Regions from separate parts of the Homo sapiens genome. Here region 2 is linked to region 1. A link is an interaction called in ENCODE POLR2A ChIA-PET data of the cell type or tissue named here. Cell type or tissue: PC-3. All regions are shown on one strand. Each heading gives the region's core, and the rest is flanking DNA. Links, peaks and the distances in the headings are about the cores only. Region 1 overlaps LOC124904509 (a long non-coding RNA gene). Region 2 overlaps PROX1 (prospero homeobox 1).

Region 1 (5,385 bases), core at 63-5,062:
TGGTGGGTCTCCTGGGAGCACACAGCAGCAGCCTCTTTGTATTACAACTCAGCCAGAAGCATGTATTCCCTTGTAATTAAGGCCAAGGGTGCAACCAGTGATGCGAAAGGAAGTAATTAGATGGATTATTCAGTTCCCTCAACATTTCTCAAGAGTTTGTGTGTTTGTGGTTTTGTGTTTGCTTGAAGTCCCTGTATAGCTCCCTCGGTTCTCCTTGATACTGTAGGTCCAGCCGCAGATGTTAACAATAACTAATATTGAAACAGCACTTATATGCCAGGTGCTGTTTTAGGGGCTTTAGATATATTAGAATCCATCGCTTGAAAACTGTATGAGGGCTAAGTGTTAAGCCCTAGGTTCCCAGGAGCAGACACTGAGAGGTTTAAATGCATGGGATGTATCCCTGAGGTGGTTCCAGGAGGGACCTGTAATGGATTGGGGAAGGTAAGACAGGGAAAGGAGGCTGCCAAGCAAGGCTCTGTCTCAGGCCAGGGTCCCTCAGAGGGTAGCTTCAGCCTGGTCCCATAGCATGACTCTAGGGTGCAGGCTAGGAAAGGGAAACTGGCGCTCATCCTGCTGCACAGTCATTGGTTGACAACCTCCAAGGATGGCACAGAAGGTGTATATGTGTGATCTGTGGAGGAATGTGTCAGGTGCACACCGAGAGGAGTGCAACAGAAACACCTACTTTATCTGCTACAGGTAGACACTATCGCTGCCCCACCATGTGACAGCCAGGCCACTGAGTCTTGCCCAAGATCTCAAAGCTTGTAAGTGGAAGAACTGGGATTTGAAAGCCTGCCGTTTGGTTCCAAAAGCCATGTGCTTTTAACCACTATGCTATTTTGGATAAGATCTGATCTTTACCATGTGCTATGGTATTATCAATAAATTTCTACAATTTTCTCAATGGACTATGTAACATAAACTATTTTGATTTTATTGGATTTTTAAAAACGCTGAAAGTATATCTGCGATGAAATCCATTAATACTTTGTTGAACTAAGCTTCAGATACCCAAGCCCCTAAGCCTAAGGTAAGTTCAGAGAACAGACAAAATATTAGACAATGGTATACTTTGAAAAATGTAGTACTCCCAACCCTCTCTGACAGAATGTGCCCAGTTCCTATAGAATTATGTAAAAAGTGATTCCATAAGTCTTTTTTAATGAGACATATTTATACAGAGCCTATTTTTACATTAAGATGACAGTTTAGAATGCCGCGTTGATTCTCTATATATGCATCATCCTCTTAAACCTCACCCCCACGGTTTTTTTAGTTTTGGTGTAATGCAATATCTGATTTCTGAAAGTTTTAAAAATTTCTTTGTTTTAACTTTAGAAGAGTTTGCTTTATTTTCACTAAAAGAATTCTCTTTATTTTTCTGTTCTAAAAACAGGAGTATGTATAATACTTGTCTATCGCTTTTGCTTGATAAAAAGAGGGAAGGTCTGTGCATAGCCGTGGGTGACTAATTTCGTAACCTCTTCCAGATTCTTAGATTGGCGGTGCTGGACAGCAAGTGACCAGAAGAGAAACAAGTGGTAACCCAACCTGCATGAAGAAAATTCAGTAGAACCTTGCTGGTGTAGAGAAGATGGCACAAAGAAGAGTGAGAACACTTTTATGAAAGGCTTAGGAAATGTTGAAGTTTTCCAGTTTTCTTCCTATGTGAAGGAACATAGTGAAGGGGGAAAGGCCCCTTTTTTGCACATACCTGTGGAGGGTAACGCTGTGTGGGTGCATTTAGCCCTAATCTCTGCCGTGGATCAGGATCGTTGGTTGTGGAGGAGGAAGAAGAGAGGGAAAGGCTTGAATACTTACAAAAGATTTTGAGAGCCTAAATGATGAAAGCTAGCAGTTCTACAGTGTTTACTAAGTGCAAGAAACTGTTGTAAGAGTTTTGCATATATTAACTCCTTTGATTCGATTCTAATGACCCTATGAGGTAGGTGCTATTATTATCATCTCCATTTCACAGAGAAGGAAATTGAGACACAGAGAGATTAAATAACTTGACCAAGATCACACAGCTATAATAGTCAATTGTGGAGCTGGGATTCAAGCTCTGGTGTCTGCTTTCAGATTCATACCCTTACCCATTACCCTGTACTACCCATCTGGAATGTGGAGAACGTGCTGATAACATTGCTAATAATCATCTGTCGTTTATTTCTGACTACTCTCCAATTTTTTTAAGAGACCTGTATCTAACCTTTGGTGATAACTAAACTATAGGAGAAAACTTGAGTTCTGATAGTAAGAAACATTTACAAAATGGTCTGAAAGTTGATTTGAAGTCGAAAACCCTTATATGTGTTTGTAAATTCTAGAGAAGAAGTGGCAGCCAGGCAGATGAGCTCTCTGTTCTGTGCAGAGCTGATGGTACTCCCTGCCCTGGGGAGCCGGCACTGGCAGCGATTACATCACTAAGTCACCCTCCATACTCAGCTGCTTGCTAAGAATTAAATTGCTGGCACCAGATCTGGTGAGCCTCATGTTACCATGGCTTGTTTGTGGAGAGCACATTAGTGTGATATGTTCAGTCTTCAGAAACAGTTAAACATCAGCTTTATTACCAAAAAGATAGTGTATGCTGGTATTACTCCTGGTTATTCGGTTCAGCTCCTCAAGTGAACAGTCCCACACCTATTTAGCCCATTGAGTCAAGCTGACCTCCTTTCCCGGTTACGGGTTTGTGGACAGGAGTGACAGGCGGGTTCACTTGCAAGGGAGCCAGAGAGCCGCTCGTGCCTCTGCTGCCCTCTAGAGGCGTGTCAGGCCAAGGCCGCTCATCTCTGAGCCTTGCCGGCGGATTGCACCACCAGTCCACCTTTTGTCTCCCTTTTGAATCTCCACTGAACACCATTTGTCAAAAGGGTTGAGGCAAAACCACTCTGAGCTTCCAAAACAATAATAAGACTTAATTAGAATTCCAAGCTAAGCCATTGAGAGTTGCTGTTTATATTGGGGAAGATGTAACACTTCAGTCCTGTGTTTTTCAGCCCCTACATCTCAACCATCAAAGGGAAATGAGTCAAGGTTGTTTTAAAACTATAAATAGAGCTAACACTTACAAAGCAATTGCCACATGCCAGGTACTATTCTAAGCGCCTCGCATATGATGACCTATTTAATGAGGTGGGTGGTATGAGCATCTCTATCTTATAAATAGGGGAACTGAGGCAAGGGACTGTAAGTATTTCTCACAGTTCATGGGTGGTGGAACTGGCTTTGAAGCCCGGTAGTTCTGGCTCCATGAACTTGGCTTATAATCACTTTACTGTACGGCCTCTTTTATAGCTATCGAGGCATGCATTGCAAGTCCAATTTTTAGGTAAAGGTTTTGTTAAAAATCTTTAACCTTAATCTTGTAATGAGGAAACAATTGGCCCAGACCCTTTAAAAATGTCAATGACGTAATAAATAAAGAAGGAGAAGGAGGAGGAGGAAGGGGAGAAGTATTTTAGAGCTATGACAACTAAATATAATTCATTGTCCATGGTTAGACCCTGGATATAAAGAGACAAAACTACAAACAATATTATTGGGAAATTAGGAAAATATGAATATGGGCTATATTTTGGATAATCATATTAATGTTGCATTTCTTGAGTATGACCTCTTATTGCTGTTATATAGCAGTATGTCCTTGTTCTTAAGTGATACTTGAACTATTTAGGGGTAAAATATCATGATATCAGCAAATTACTATCAGACAATTCAGGAAAAAAATATACCTGAGAAAGAAAGAGAAAGCAAATGTGGCAAAATGTAAAATAATTAGGAAACTAGGTAAAGGGTATATGGTGTTCATTATGCTATTTTTAAAACTTTTTTCTAGGTTTGACATTTTTAGCATAAAAAGTAGAGGCAAAATAATTACTTATTTCAGAATAAGAGGTAGCCATGGCTACACCCAAGGTATCTGCCTGGACACCACAAGTGGTACAAATAAGCAAAGTGTGTTAGTTGGGAATCCACAGGCAAGCTTTGAAATCTGTAGACATATGTTATATGAAAGTGTATGAGATATTACATCTTATTTATTCATGTTTTTCCATTAGTACTAGGAATTACATGCATCATTATGTATTTTCAAAAAAGATCAAGTTTCCATCCAATAGAAAATAAATAGTGCAAATTACAAAGTCTTGTATGAAACTAAATAAGGTCTAATTGTAGTCTTGGGATTATTCTGTTTTTATCATCAACAAATAAGGCATTTGTAGGAGAGTGCCTGCCCTATTTATTCAGCACTGTGTTCCAGGTACTGATTTAGTGCTGGGGATACACCAGTGAGCAAACCAAGATCTCTGAACTCATGGTGCTCGCCTTCTGATGGGACAGAGAGACAAATATTATAGCTCAGTAAACTGCAGAGAATGTTAGAAAGTGATTATTGCCAAAGAAAAGTAGAAAAATAGAGCAGCATAGTGGGAAATTGGGACAGGCAGTTGCAGAGAAGAGGGTTTCAGTTTTAAAGAGGATCCCCAGGGTAGGTTTCATCAAATATGACCTCATGGCACCTGGAAGGAAAGTAGAAGAGAACAGAGAAGAACAACCCTAAGGTGACAGCATGCCCAGAGTATGGCTAGAGCTGAGTGAGCAAGGGGGAAAGAGGAGAAGGATATGAAGTCAGAGAGGAAATAGAGGATGAGTTCACAAAGGTCACCATGAAGGCTTTGGTTTTCATGCTGAGTAAAATAGGAAGCCACTGGATGATTTTGAGCAGAGGAGTGAGGTGATCTGACTTAACACTTAAAAGGATCAATCTCGTAGGGGGACAAAGGTGGAAGCAACATCTCCCGTTAGGAGCCTATTGCAACAATCCAAGCAAGAGAGGAGAGTGACTCAGCACAGGCTGGTAGAATTGGTGGTGGAGAGATGTGATCAGATTCTGGATATTTTGTTGGTAGAGCCAACAGGAAGGATTTGCTGATAAATTAGATGTGATGTTTGAGAGAAAAAGACAAGGGTGACTCAATATTTTTGTCCAGAGCAACTGGAAAAATGAAGCTGTCATTCCCACAGATAGGGAAGACTAGGTAGAGCAGATTTTGAGGGAGAAGATTAAGAGTTCAGTTTTGGACATGCTGAGTTACAGCTGTCTATCAGACATCCAGATGGAGATGTCATAAAGGTAGTTGGATATAGAAGTTTTGAGATTGTAGAGAGGTCAGGGCTAGAGATTTAAAACTGGTCACAATTGGTGTATTGATGGTATTCATAGCCGTGAGCCTGGATAGGATGACCAAGACAGTGAGTGTGGATAGAGAAGAGAAGAGTATTAAGGAATGTGCCCTTGAATTCTTCTCTTTTATTGTTTATTTATACTTGTTATGTTTCTCATTTTGTTTGGAAAATTATTACGCTGTGTAA
Region 2 (5,385 bases), core at 221-5,220, 250 kb after region 1:
TGCTTTATTTTCCTGTAGGCCAGGGGTCAGCAGCCTCTCCAGCCTTGAGAGCCATCAGCAGCAGGGGCTGGACGGAGGTGGTGCTAAGCAGTGACAAAGGTGCCACTAGCAAGCTTCTGACAGAGGCAGAGATGGGAGTAGAAGGCTGAGAGAAGACAAGGGGTAGAGGAGAGAAAGAAGGAATAAAGTAGTAGTGAAGAGACGTCAAACCTCCTTCTCTCTCCCTGGCTCGATCTGCCTCTGCCCAGTTAGAATAACTTGAAGAATAGTAAAGCTTTGGGCAAACTGAAGTTTTTCTTGTTATTATATTGGTATCACTGTCATTATTATTACCCACATTAAATAAGCCCTATTTTGGTAAAACACTTAGAAGAGTGCCTAGGTCATTAGTAAACAGTCAATAAATGTTAGCTATTTTATTATTGTTCCCAACAATTGATTGAGAAGTCTGGGAATACAATCAATAAGACATTTTATTGTTTGACCAGCTCCTACTAAGCTGGGTGACACGATTCCTTGGAATCGACTGGATCTTGGGGCACCGTGTAGACGTAGCTTCAAAGTCCCTCTACCATGGTTTAGCTCTGTTTGTAGCACAGTTCTCCATTTTGCCATCCTCTTCACTTGCTAATACTTAAACTATAGGTTCATTTTACTTGACCTTAAGAGGAGAAACTTAAATACAAAAGTAAAGCCGTGCACACAGTATCAGTGGAGGTATTCAGCTGAAGGTGCCGGATCTACTTTTGGCTCTCAGCCACGGCCCACACTAGCAAAGCTACCACGATAAGAACGGTGGCTTTTTAAGCATCTCACTTAAGCAGTGACCTCCATGCACAAAGGCACGGAAAAGAAGGGCTCACCTTATCTGAAACTTTTGTCAGTAAATGAGCCAGACCGAGAGGCTAAAAGAAAAACGATTTCGTGATATTAGGATTATGTGTGGTGGTCGGTACGCGTGTGTGCATATGGATGTGTAAGTGTGTGAGTAGAGGGGGCAGGACACACTGCATGGTCCTGCTTTCTTCCCTTCTTTTCACTGAAGGAGGAATCAGATCCAGAATAGTCCAATAACTGTCCGAAGTCACATGAGAAGTGACAAAATTCCTGCCCGGGCCCCATACTCCTTGCAGTGAAGCAGTCTTAAAATAGACACTGCAGATAAAGGAGAGGTGGCCTGGCTGGAAGTGGATATGATTCACAAAGAGAGAAATATTAGATGTTAATCATATTAAAGAGGATTTAGATGATGCTAAATGGAGCAGCTTGTCGGGTACCTCCTGATGCCAGCCATCCCCTGTTTGTGTCATTTTGGCCCCTGGCCTGTGGGTAGCGGATTAAATTCCAACCAGGTAAGGTTTAAGCAACCCGAAAACCCTCGTGCGCACTTTAAGGACTTGTCCTCTTGGGTATTTTATATAGCAAAAATGCAGAAGTCATCTCATGAATCTTGGGCAATTCTTTCATGAAGCTTGATGTATGCTGCCAAACAGATACTTATGTCATCATGTAATGTAAATAATTCACTAGCACACAGAAGTCTCTTAGCTTAAGGTTTAGGGCAACAGGCTTAGCAGAAAGGCAGGGGAGAAAAGATGCTCTTAATGAGATTTCTTTAAAATGGTTAGCCATAATCATATTCTTCAGCTTTAGAAGAAGCCTGCTAGTGCTCTGTCATTATAGTGAGCCAGTGCTCTATTACAACTGAGACTTTAAAAACAGATTTTAAAATAGTGGAGCAGTACACGAAGAATTCTCACTTTTAATGTATTTAGCAAACACACACACACACACACACACACACACACCACCCAAACTTCATTTATCACACATTTGGCAAAAAATATATTAGTCTTAGAGAGCAAAGACAAATAGGTAGCTTACACTATAACTACTCAAACTTTCAAAGAAAAACTATGACTTCCCCATTGCTGAGCTTCCATATTCAATTCTTTATAAGCCACTATAACTGGTCTGCATTGCCAAGAACTGTAGGGACAAGAGCCGAAAAAAAGGAGGGGGGCAAGCAGGAAGAGTACTAGGGGTCAGACCCCTTAATTGACAGAGCGAGGCCAAGGTGTCCTCTTTCCTTTGAAATTTGGAACTTCCTGGGTATTCCTGGATACCTATCTACAAGAAGAAAGCAAGAATATTAACATAAGGTCCAAGTGCACACAGACGTTGGAGAAAAAATTCCTACCCTCAAGATGGCACAGCATCTAGCCAAGATAATACAAGAAATGGACCAACTTTGTCAAGCCACAGCCTGTCTGATCTCATCATCAGGGAGTTCAGCCTGCAGAATTCTTGCCATGTTCCCACCTCCAACTACTGTTGCCTCAGCCAGCAGGGCTCAGCAAAATGCCTTTGTGAGTACTGGGAGATTTGCTAGTGTTGTCTCACAGAGAGTCATCACGTTGTGATGAAAACTGTTTGCTGAGGCACCACATTAGCCCATAAAGAAATGCCTTACTCATAGCCACACATCTTTCATTGTTGCATGGATATTGCTTTCTGGGAATTCTCTATGCTGCTTTGTGTGGATCTAGAATATACACGTCACAGATATATATAAGTGTGTATGAGAGTGTTTGTACAAAGAGCAGCATGCTTGTGAAGGTACACTTAGGCAAAACACACGAGTCTCTCCTCCAAAAAGAACAAAAACAGAAACAAAATCCCAAAAAAAGATGTCAATGGATCTCTTATGCTATGTACTTAGTAAATTATCATACCATTTCCTCCACAAAGGGACTAAATGTCAAAGTCAGAAACCATGATCACTCCCCCATCAACGTTTCTAGACTTTTTAAGAAAATAACATTGGTAGCTACCATTGCACATAGCATGTATCAGCTCATTGACCTCTCAGAACCTAAATATGAAAAAGGTCTATTGGAGTAGGGACCTCTTCCTTGGAAAATGAATCACTCTGTCTTTGCTGCTTGCTGCCATTTTTCTTTGGATTCTACAGTTCCCTTTTCTGTGGCCAAATGAGTCTTCCACACAAGCTGAAAAGCCAGGGAATGGGGAAAAAATGGCAGTGGGTCAGAGCCTCATGATTCCAATGGGGACTATGGAAGCTCCTCATCACAGCTCTACCTGTTACTCTATTGGGGGATGCTTGTATGCGAAACCAACACAAAAACAGATTTGGGTACATTTCTAAAGAAAATAAATTTTTTAAAAAAGGAAAAGGGAGATGACCAAAAAATAAAGATTAGTTCCTACCTCAAAGTCATTTGCTTTATTGTAGTGCATGTTCAGAGCCCTGTACAGCTCACAGTCTCTGGTTATAGACAGCTCTTCAGTACTGGTGACCCCATCGTTGATGGCTTGACGTGCGTACTTCTCCATCTGAATGTAGTAAAACTCACGGAAATTGCTAAACCACTTGATGAGCTGAGAGGTAATGCATCTGTTGAACTGTTAAATTTAAATGTTGAAAAGGATAAGAACATTGCCATTTTCTTCATTTATTTTTTTAAGTGTCTGAAGCATTTTTAATGTTCCCGTCCCTTCTTTACTTGGAAAGATACGTATTTAACTCCACCAAAATGGTGGCAAGAGAGGCAAGAGGAAGAATATACTTACAAGAAATTATAAAAACCTGTCAGTAATGGAAATCATATCACAACCCTCTACCTTTCAAGTGGAAAAGTCACATTCTAAATCAGACTTTCCTTAAGCCGAACATCTTTATTTTTAACCATTGTTCTTCATCTTTCAGTAGAACAACTTGCATTTATATACTTCTTATGGACATTCATTGAAGCCATAGAATCCTGGAAGTGTTGTTACTCCCATGTACCAGAGGTGATGTGCCACATGACTCTACCACTAGTTTGATATACTTTTTTTTTTTAAGTGAGGATTTGTATCACCGCATTACAGCCCCCTTCAATGCAGACAAATGGCCTTCCCACAAAATGGGAGGAGTTGGCATTTGCTTATTTTTTTGGCAATGAGTGATTCCCATGTCCATCCAACTGTGATTCCACTTAATGTTTGCCCACGGCATTCATGTCTGGTGAGGTCTGGTCAGCTCCTGGTGCCTGTTCACCTGCTTCCTGAAGCCAGCATTGGATAAGACCCATGTCCCCCTCCCTTGGTATCTCTGCCATTTGGGAGGCATGGTTAGGACACAGTACACAGATGGCATAGACAGGAGCTTTATTACATTTTTTTAAATGCCAAGTTACTATAACATGGTTAGGCCTTAAAACTTTGTTTACCAAGGTTTCCTGATGACCTTTGAAATGAAGATGTCTTTCTGGATGCACTGCAAATGATACCATCCTTATTGACAGTCCTCTGCTCACGTAAAGGACAGATGAGTCTCAACTTGCCAAGTCAAAACCAATAAATCCATAGCTCTATATCAGGCGGGCTGACAGACAACCCCCTGCCTTTTGTCATCACAGGCATCCCCTTCCCTGGGCCCCCAGAAAAAGATGTACATTCATCAAAAATCAACAAAGAGCACTTATCAAACACAGGCCATGAGAACATCCAGACTCCAACAAGATGACAGCTAAAGTGTGTATTGGGGCTCTAATTACTACACAGAAAGTTGTTTCTATACTAGCAAAGATAATAAATGAATGAAAATTTATGGCAGAGAATGGAAGTCACAAGGAAACAGAAGCAGAGAGACTGGTGTTTCTCCCAAAAGGCCAACTTGCATCATAATTGCCATGGAGTTGCAAGGGCCCTTACAGATAATTGACCAGAAAATGATTAAGTCATCAGCAAATCGCTTCTGCTTGCAAGAGTTCAAACATGTACTTAACCTATCCAAGAATTATATTTTCACTCTGTGTGTCTGCTCTGTCTCTATTCAGCCTCGCGGGGAACCCGATTAAAAAGACAACTGAAGGACCCCCATTATCTGATCTTCTGGTTGCCGATTTCAATAGAACTTAAACCCATTACGATTTGCTGAACTTGGAGTTCTTTCCATTTTATCTCAGCAGTAAAATACACTGTCCAAATTTCCAGACACTGAGATAAGGACTACAGGCCCCCGTGACGGCTTACTGTTCCTTTTTAATTCTTTTAGAATAAGAAACAAAACATTACAAAATGATAGCAGGCTGTGCACTGGGGAATGAAAATTGCTTTGACATGGAGATTAGGCTTCTGCATTGTTACAAGACATTGTCTCATATGGACAAGAGTACTGTAGAGGAAAAAAATAGAAGGGTATTTTTTTTCTAGAATGGTCACGAATGACCTAATGGGGAGGACAAAAAAGTAAGTGCACTTGCCATTATTTACGAATGGGACATAAAGGGAGATTTAAAGCTTATTGTTGGAGAATGGAAATACCAGAGAGAAAGAATGGACAAAAACAACAGACTCCCCAAACATGAGGCAAGCGAA

The links. ChIA-PET counts read pairs that join two places held together with the same protein. Peaks named below come from ENCODE experiments on the same cell type or tissue, not always from the same donor. Only the 100,000 strongest peaks of a DNase experiment are listed, where the experiment ranks them.
Region 2: POLR2A ChIA-PET joins it to region 1 with 15 read pairs; 1 of 35 experiments calls an interaction of 5 or more read pairs at or near these places.

Annotation. Positions count from the first base shown.
Region 1 is chr1:214,259,076-214,264,460 of GRCh38, reverse strand. LOC124904509 (a long non-coding RNA gene) reads left to right here. Exons shown (of 2, transcript XR_007066876.1): 2 at 1,497-5,385. Among named protein-coding and RNA genes, the nearest start is that of SMYD2, 19 kb to the left of the region's middle. RefSeq lists a silencer at 2,795-2,844 and an enhancer at 4,554-4,623. In PC-3, for the core only: a CTCF peak has its summit at 2,781 (motif pointing left); DNase peaks (open chromatin) are centred at 2,760 and 4,720; H3K4me3 peaks cover 428 bases.
Region 2 is chr1:214,009,562-214,014,946 of GRCh38, reverse strand. PROX1 (prospero homeobox 1) reads right to left here. Exons shown (of 5, transcript NM_001270616.2): 4 at 3,232-3,426. Among named protein-coding and RNA genes, the nearest start is that of PROX1, 24 kb to the right of the region's middle. In PC-3, for the core only: no CTCF peak of the experiment used is centred there; a DNase peak (open chromatin) is centred at 2,416; H3K27me3 peaks cover 4,059 bases.